3 separate regions of the Homo sapiens genome follow, and all the other regions are linked to region 2. Evidence: chromatin contacts called from ENCODE Hi-C or POLR2A ChIA-PET data. All regions are on one chromosome and are shown on one strand. The core of a region is the stretch at or near the end of the contact, and the rest is flanking DNA. Distances in the headings are between cores, read along the strand shown. Region 1 has its middle 45 kb from the start of LPP-AS2. Region 2 overlaps LPP (LIM domain containing preferred translocation partner in lipoma). Region 3 overlaps LPP (LIM domain containing preferred translocation partner in lipoma).

Evidence for each region. A loop is a pair of places that touch in the nucleus more often than their neighbours do. ChIA-PET counts read pairs that join two places held with the same protein, here RNA polymerase II (POLR2A). Pooled maps may share reads with other maps.
Region 1: a map of CD8-positive, alpha-beta T cell shows a loop between it and region 2 (2.9-fold over the local background). The contact joins two enhancer-like sites. A Hi-C loop is called at or near these places in 1 of 168 maps with a recorded cell type or tissue (CD8-positive, alpha-beta T cell) and 4 of 50 pooled maps. POLR2A ChIA-PET finds 5 or more read pairs at or near these places in 2 of 52 experiments (PC-3 and Panc1).
Region 3: a loop to region 2 is called in a map of gastrocnemius medialis, with 2.3 times the contacts of the local background. The contact joins two enhancer-like sites. A Hi-C loop is called at or near these places in 1 of 168 maps with a recorded cell type or tissue (gastrocnemius medialis) and 4 of 50 pooled maps. POLR2A ChIA-PET finds 5 or more read pairs at or near these places in 1 of 52 experiments (Panc1).

Annotation. Positions count from the first base shown.
Region 1 is chr3:188,107,759-188,110,458 of GRCh38, reverse strand. No RefSeq gene overlaps it. Among named protein-coding and RNA genes, the nearest start is that of LPP-AS2, 45 kb to the left of the region's middle. Within about 2 kb of position 1,323, at least 2 of the 41 ENCODE cell types and tissues checked have a DNase peak (open chromatin) inside an H3K27ac peak, as active enhancers do.
Region 2 is chr3:188,261,752-188,264,451 of GRCh38, reverse strand. All of the region lies in intron 2 of LPP (LIM domain containing preferred translocation partner in lipoma), which reads right to left. Among named protein-coding and RNA genes, the nearest start is that of FLJ42393, 85 kb to the right of the region's middle. Within about 2 kb of position 1,276, at least 19 of the 41 ENCODE cell types and tissues checked have a DNase peak (open chromatin) inside an H3K27ac peak, as active enhancers do; they include gastrocnemius medialis, where a contact is called at or near this core.
Region 3 is chr3:188,416,054-188,418,753 of GRCh38, reverse strand. The region is part of intron 4 of LPP (LIM domain containing preferred translocation partner in lipoma); the gene reads right to left. Among named protein-coding and RNA genes, the nearest start is that of LPP-AS1, 150 kb to the left of the region's middle. Within about 2 kb of position 1,358, at least 5 of the 41 ENCODE cell types and tissues checked have a DNase peak (open chromatin) inside an H3K27ac peak, as active enhancers do; they include gastrocnemius medialis, where a contact is called at or near this core.

The sequences.
Region 1 (2,700 bases), core at 74-2,573, 150 kb after region 2:
CCCTTTACTCTGCCCCCTGCCATCTAGTTATTGCCAAATTCTCAGGATTATAAACCAGCAATGCCTCTTCTGTCCACTTCCTTCTTGCCATCCCCTCTGCCACTGACTGCTCTTCTTCCATTTTATATTTTGGTAGCTGCCCAAAGGTCCACCTTCCTTATCTCTGTTCCTCCCTCCTTCCTTCCTGTAATGCTGCTAAACAAATCTTTTTAAAATATGTAGCTAATAATTCCACTGCCCAGAAAAGTTCAGTGGCTCTGCCATGACTTCACAGCAGAGTGTGTCTCCTGCCCTTTCCTGCTTTGTTGCCCTTGTTCACGCTGTGCCCTTCAAAGGGAATCCCCTTCCCCTACTGCCACTCAATATCCAAATCATATGCAACTTTCAACATTGAGCATGAATGGTTCTTTATCCATAAAATCTTCTTTGATACCTTCCCACCACACCTAAGCTGGAAACAATTCTTCCTCTTCCTCTTAGACTCTCCAAAATCTTTTTATTTTTTTTTTTGAGAAAGAGTCTTGCTCTTTCACCCAGTCTGGAGTGCAGTGGTGCCATCTCAGCTCACTGCAACCTCCGCTTCCTAGGTTCGAGCAATTCTCCTGCCTCAGCCTCCCCAGTAGCTGAGACTACAGGTGTATGCCATCATGCCCGGCTAATTTTTGTATTTTTAGTGGAGACAGAGTTTCACCATGTTGGCCAGGCCTGTCTTGAGCTCCTGACCTCAGGTGATCCGCCCGCCTTGGCCTCCCAAAGTGCTGGGATTACAGGCATGAGCCAACACTCCCGGCCCAAAATTTTATTTTTCTACTTGTAACTGTATATTTAGTTGCCTAATTGTTTGGCTATGGTCTACTTCCATCAAGTCCTGTGTAAGTTCCATAATGACATTGACCATGTCTTTTTTGGTCACAGTTGTATGACTAGGACATAGTGTCTGTGACCAGTATAATCATGAGTTTTGTGTCCAAACAAAGCTCATAAGGGGAATTCAGAATATCTTGAAAACCTGCTAAAATGATTCCAATAGTAATGCTTTTTTACCCCCACCTCTTCAGCCTGACCCCTGATGAGGGCTACGGTATTCACTTTCTATCTTTCATTAAAGTTATTTGAATGTGGGTGCCTCTCTGCCATCTAGACTAAACTCTTAAAGGACTGGACCTTACCTAATTTATCTGTTTCTCTACCCATCCTGCCACACTACTCATGCCCCGCTAACTTTGACCACATCATGAATTCAGGAAGTAAACAATGAATGAAGTCAATGCTATGCAGGATGACATCTTGTAAATGTAAAAAATGTTGCCTTCCTTTTGGTGTTTTAGTCATGAAGTCCTTGCCTGCGCCTATGTCCTGAATGAACAAGCAACCTACAGAATGGGAGAAAATTTTTGCAATCTACCCATCTGACAGTGGGCTAATATCCAGAATCTACAAAGAACTTAAACAAATTTACAAGAAAAAAACAAACAACCTCATCAAAAAGTGGGCAAAGGATGTGACAGACACTTCTCAAAAGAAGACATTTATGCAGCCGACAGACACATGAAAAAATGCTCATCATCAGTGGTGCAGAGAAATGCAAATCAAACCACAATGAGACACCATCTCACACCAGTTAGCATGGTGATCATTAAAAAGTCAGGAAACAACAGATGCTGAGGAGGATGTGGAGAAATAGGAATGCTTTTACACTCTTGGTGGGAGTATAAACTAGTTCAACCATAGTGGAAGACAGTGTGGCAATTCCTCAAGGATCTAGAACTAGAAATACCATTTGACCCAGTGATCCCATTCCTGGGTATATACCCAAAGGATTATAAATCGTGCTACTATAAAGACACATGCACACGTATGTTCACTGTGGCACTATTCACAATAGCAAAAACTTGTAACCAAACCAAATGTCCACCAATGATAGACTAGATTAAGAAAATGTGGCACATATACACCATGGAATACTGTGCAGCCATAAAAAAGGATGAGTTCATGTCCTTTGCAGGGACATGGATGAAGATGGAAACCATCATTCTGAGCAAACTATCACAAGGACAGAAAACCAAACACCACATGTTCTCACTCATAGGTGGGAACTGAAAAATGAGAACACTGGGACACAGGGCAGGAAACACACGGGGGCCTGTCGTGGGGTAGGGGGCAGGGGGAGGGATAGCATTAAGAGAAATACCGAATGTAAATGACAAGTTAATGGGTGCAGCAAACCAACATGGCACATGTACACCTATGTAACAAACCAGCACGTTGTGCATATGTACTTTAGAACTTAAAGTATAATTAAAAGAAAGAAAGAAAGAAATGTTGCCTTCCTTTGCCTAGAGCAAGCTTGGCTTTGGAATATTTAGACAGTTCAATCCCTTACCTCTGCCAGAGAGAGTCCTTTTGATAAAGAGAATACTTGGTTATATTTTTAAAAAGTTTCAAAGCAAGGGCCAAACATTTCAAAAGGCAAGCAGATGGGCCCTGCAGGTAGCATTCACTGACTAACTAGGATGCTTTCAACTGCCTGTGCTAAAATTGGTGCTAGGGGCTAATGTCCTGCTTGTCTTGCCTCATTAGAAAGTCTTTCTCTTTCTAAGATGTGTTTCAGGGAAAAAAAGAGAAATGAGGGGGAGAGAAAAAGACAGCGTTGGGTTGCCACTGGAGGGAACTGGATCTAGAGATGAAGCATGTAGTTGA
Region 2 (2,700 bases), core at 27-2,526:
AGAGAATAACATATTCTCATCCCGTTTCCTTTGACTGCTACAGCTCTCCTCTCATTCCTGTCTTCTCCTTGCCTTTCTTCAACTTGGAAGTGGTTATTTGCCCTCAGATGTGGCCTCATAATTATTCCCATTCAAAATCTCTCTCTCTCTTTCTCTCTCCCTCTCTGTCTCTCTCTCTCTCACACACACACACAAAACTAATGTTTGTTCCTATTGTTCTTGCCTTCATTAGAAGGTAACAGATCTATAAAAGGTAGCATGTGCACTTACTCATTTTAAAGAAAGCTTAATAAGCACCTACTAATAAGCATCCTACTCTCCAGCTGTTTATATTCTAGGGGAGGAGATCAAACATGTCCAACACAAACTGCTCAGCAATGTCGAAGGTGATATGTACAAGACAGGCCTACATGACAGAGCTCACCTAGCTCTGGGAACTGTGGAAGGCTTCCTACATAATACACCTTGCACACAGTAGACCCTCCATAAAAGTCTGTTAAGGGGATGAATGAAGAACAAAATCAGTGAGGATTCACTTGAACATGGACTTAAAAGAATGCGTAAGATTTGGGCAAGCCAAAATGAGAACGCCAACAGTTTAGGAGTGAGAGTGACAGCTACAGGGAGGCAGGAAAATGAGAGGACGCTCCCAGCAATGACTAGAAAGAAGTCTGGTGCAAAAGAAAAATGCTATCAGTGATGGGTTAGAAAGGTACTTATTAAATGAGCTAAGAAAAAACTTTCTACGTGACGGATTATGAGCTAGTCACTGTTAAACCCTTTACAAATATTAACTTATTTAATTCTCACAATGACCCTATTCCTATTCCACAAATGAGGAAAGTGAGGAGCAGGGAGGTGCAGCAACCTCCCGGGGAAAGTGTTGCTTGGTGCTGGAGCAGCCTGGCTGCAAGGTGTGGCTCATAACAACTACCTTACTGTATCTCCACAGCCTATCAATGTCTGGGAGGACAGATCATAGAAAGCCTTAAATGCCAGATGGAGGAGTCCACGCTCTCTTCCATATGCAAAAGGAAGCAACTGAAGGTTTTGAGAGAGAAAATAATAGGGTTGGATTTAGGGAAGATGAATAATTTGGCATTTGTGTTGAAGTCTGACTGGAGCTGGTGAATGGATTAGCGCTTAAGTGATGAATCAACTCCAACATCACCCGCTACCCTCTGCCCCATCATACCCTCATAAATCACTGTGTCATTGTTATGTACATAGTCCAACAGGATATCCAGTAATTTTTCTGTGTACACTCAGACTCTGAAATTTGATTTGTATATTGGAATAGTTTGTTCCCATCTGATTTCCGGGCCGAGGATTCCATGGAGGGATGGCATGGCTGCAGTCAGCAGTGAATGGCCTCTTAGTCTAGCCGGAACACTCCAAGAGGCAGCATTGTACATGTACTGAATAGTCACAAAAATAGCTCAGCTAAAGGACACAGAAAAAAAAAAACTGCACTCTTTGGAGCTGACGTATTTTTCCTTTTCTCCCTCTGCCACTGTTTCTATGACCTAGTAAGGAGGCATCACTGTAGAATGGAAAAAGCACTGAACGAAAATTCAGGAGACCTGGGTTCGAGCACAGATTACCACTTTTTTTTTTTTAACATGATTTCAGACAAGTTCTAGATTTCAGTTTTCCTATCTGTAAAATGAGAGACTGATTCTTAACTCGAGTGATTTTTTTTCCCCGTGTGTGTGTGTGAGACAGAGAGAGAAAGACAGAGAGAGGAGAGAGGAGAGAGAGAAAGAAGAGGAGAAAGAGAACTGAGATAGAGTGAGAGACAGAGAAGAGAGAGAGACAAGAGAGAGAGAGAGATGAGGGGGTGTCAAAAATATACAAGTGCATTTGGGGTGAGATAAGTTTATTTTAAATCTTGAATCCTTTAAAAACGTTACATAAAATAGAGCTGAGAACTAGGTTACAGAGGGTGAGTTAAGATTTTAAAACTTGAGGTCTGATAGCAAAATGGACTTCTACAAATAAAATGTCACAGTAGTTAGCTGTAAGGGGTGGGATTACAGGTACAATCCTTTTCATTTTATAGTTTCCTGTATATTGAAAACCTATACATGAGTACATATTACTTTCACTGTTAAAAAAAAAAACACTATTTTCAATATCTATTTTATTATTAAGAATTTTAAGACTACCCATAATCGTGCTTGGTAGGGAATATCGGTAGAGTCAAGCAGCTCGTTGGCAATGTGAGATGCAGTCTCCTCATTTTTGTAAAGGAAAGGCAGGCTGGAGACCATCATCATCAACTCTGCACTGCCTCAAACCCCTTCGGGGTATATACCCTGGCTTCTAGATGTGTCCTCTTCCCACCAGCCTGGGAGAGAGCCGAATCCCATGCATTCGTCAACCCCAGCATGTAGCACAGTGCCTGCCACATCCTAAATACTTAGGCAACAGTTTCTAACTTAAGAAACAACCTTTCTAAGAACCACTACAGTAGGAAATGAAGATAATATTCAGTTATATCTAACGAACTGTGGTGCTTTTGTCTTTGTTTTATAGACAGAGTTGCACTCTGTGACCCAAGCTGAAGTGCAATGGCACCGTTCTAGCTCACTGCAGCCTTAAACTCCTGGGTTCAAGCGATCCTCCCACCTCCTCAGCCTCCTGAGTGGGTAGGACTACAGATATGTGCCACCACATCTAGCTAATATATATTTTTTT
Region 3 (2,700 bases), core at 109-2,608, 150 kb before region 2:
CTTCTTGAGACTACTTTGGCTGTTTTATATTTGTATACATCATAGACATCCATGCACAGGAGATTGATTTTAAGCAATTTTCACACATTATTTGGATGACCTTAACCTTCAAATCGCTCTGGATAGTAATAATTCGGGAAAATAATGATGGAAAAATTATTTCATTTAATACAAGTAATAATGGCATTAACATGAGATACAGTGTACTGCTGAGGAACAGCTACAGACTTGGATTTAGGAGACAAGGGTTCAATTCCCAGCTTTGCAATATGCTAGTTATTTCACTTTACATACATTATACTTGGCAGATTGAGGGTGATAATAACTTTTTTACAGAGTAGCTAGAAAGATAAAGTAAGCAGTAAAGCAAAGTGGACTTCAGATGAAATGGAAGCTAATAAATCCACTACAATATTTTTCAAATAGTTAAGATACTGTTCTGCCAGATAAGTTGTTTTAGTAATTGTAATAATTCATTATTACCAAATAGTGTTTATCGTACATTACCAATACTTAAGGGAAGATACTAAAATTTGGTCAAATGTGACTTCTACATTTATTAGCCTAACCTTGGGTCTCTGAATCACAGATTTTTCATTTGTCTTTAGGAACCATAATAATGTAGGAACTATAATAACGTTGCAGGATATTCTGGTGATTAAACTAGATATTATGTGAGAAAGTGCTCTAAAATTTATTCACATTTGTGCACACTCATACAAACACATTTTAAAATTACAAGTTGTAATGAACATTTCACAATAAAATCCTTCTTTCATTGCTTCCTGTTTTCTCAGGATTACCCCAACGTGTGAACAAGTAAGAGAGCAAAACAAAACAAAAAATGATTAAGTTAGCTTACAACTCCATTCTTAAGCGTGTGTGTTTGACTAGGTAAAAAAAGCTGCCTGAAATTATTTCAGGAGATTTAAAGAGAATTGCCTTTTGCTTTTTCTTTCTTGCCTTAGCATTTGTATGCACAGGCACATTTCATTCTAAAATATAACAGACAAGTGCAGAGAGATAGCAATAGTACTTCTGGCCAGTACCTCCAGGAAAGTACTTCTTGCCTGTGGTATAAGATCATATTTCTTGGTCCTTCCTCTCTGAAGCTACCTAACTTCCTGGAGCTATTTCTAGAGGTAAGTTTCAGAGCACGCTAGAACATTTAGGTCTACCCATAGTGAAGTCACTCTGTTCACATTGCAAAGCTATTCCCAGGAGCCCAGATGCATTGCCTGAGGACATCAGCAAAGAGCTGCCAAAATTACAAGGGTCAGGATGGGGGCCATTCTCTGCTTTTGCACATGCTGTTCCCTTTACTTGGCATGCCATGCTGTCCACCACCCTTTTCTGCTTGGTAAACAACTAACTCATTCTCCAACACTCAGATCAGATGTGTCCTCGTCTGTGATGCTTTCCCCAGTTCCTCCTAGAGGACATCCTTCATATTATATTACGGCACTAAATTTACATAATGCAATTTTTATGCACATGTGGTGCCTGTTATATGTCTATCTTGACTAGTAGACTTATCTATTCTGTTTGAAGACAGCGACATACAGAACAATGTAAAGAACATATAATAAGGGAGAGTGCTGGAAGAGCAAACTGCTAGAAGACTCAGGATGCCACATCCCAATGACCTATACTCCTCTGCCCCAGGTGCTGTCCTCAGCCATCAGGTCTCTCTGAATGCAGTAATTTTAAGAAAGGATGATAAAAATATCATACTGATTTTTTTTAAGTTCTTTAGGTTAATCGTTATTCTAGGGTATGATTTCTTTATATGGTATATTTGCCCAAAGGCTCAGGTGTCAGATTTATTTTTATAATGTCCATAATGAATCCATTTTTAGATAATTTACATAGGCCTACTGTGACCCAAAATTGGCTGAGATTTCAGGCATTGCTACCCAAAGCAACACAATAGCAAGAGCTCTGTAATGCAGAAGCTTGTCCATGGCTAGGGCATTCTCGAAGAATCCATTTTTTTGTTGTTGTTTGAAATTTTCTGGTTTTGGATCCCAAATAAAATGACCCAGGACAACATATGCAAACGATTGGTGTCTATAATGAAAGCACTGAGGGAAAAGAATAGCAACATGAAAGATGCTCTAGGTCTCTGAATCTGTACAATGTTCACAAGATAAAGACTCTCAAGACTTCAAAAGCTACCATCATTAACTACGGGAGGAAGAGTACACTCTCAGGACTTGGAGAAGGTTCAAAGGAGATTAAGGCACTGGTCCCTGAAGTTAATGAAATAAATGAGTGGTTCCCAAACGTTGGTTGAGCATCAATCACAATTCCCGGGAAGTTCTGTTTTATTTTTTATTTTGCTTTGTTTTAATGCAGATTCCTGGGCCCCATGGCCAGATATTTTGATTCTGTAAAATTGTGATGGGACCTAGGACTTGCTTTAATTTTTTTCTTTTGAAAAATGTTCTCCAAGTCTTTCTGATGACTGGCCAGCTTTGAAAACCACAGGTTTAAGCCATACATTTTGGCAGGGATACATATAGCAGTGATCTTTCAAAGTATCATGCAAGCAATTCAGATGGCATGTAAGATAGCACTTTGAGTAAGAGAAGAATACATTAAGATATCTATATGCATTCCTTTATTTTACTATTATTAATTTTTTTTTAAATATGGACTCATAGAAAGTTGCAAAAATAGTACAGAGTTTCCATGTAC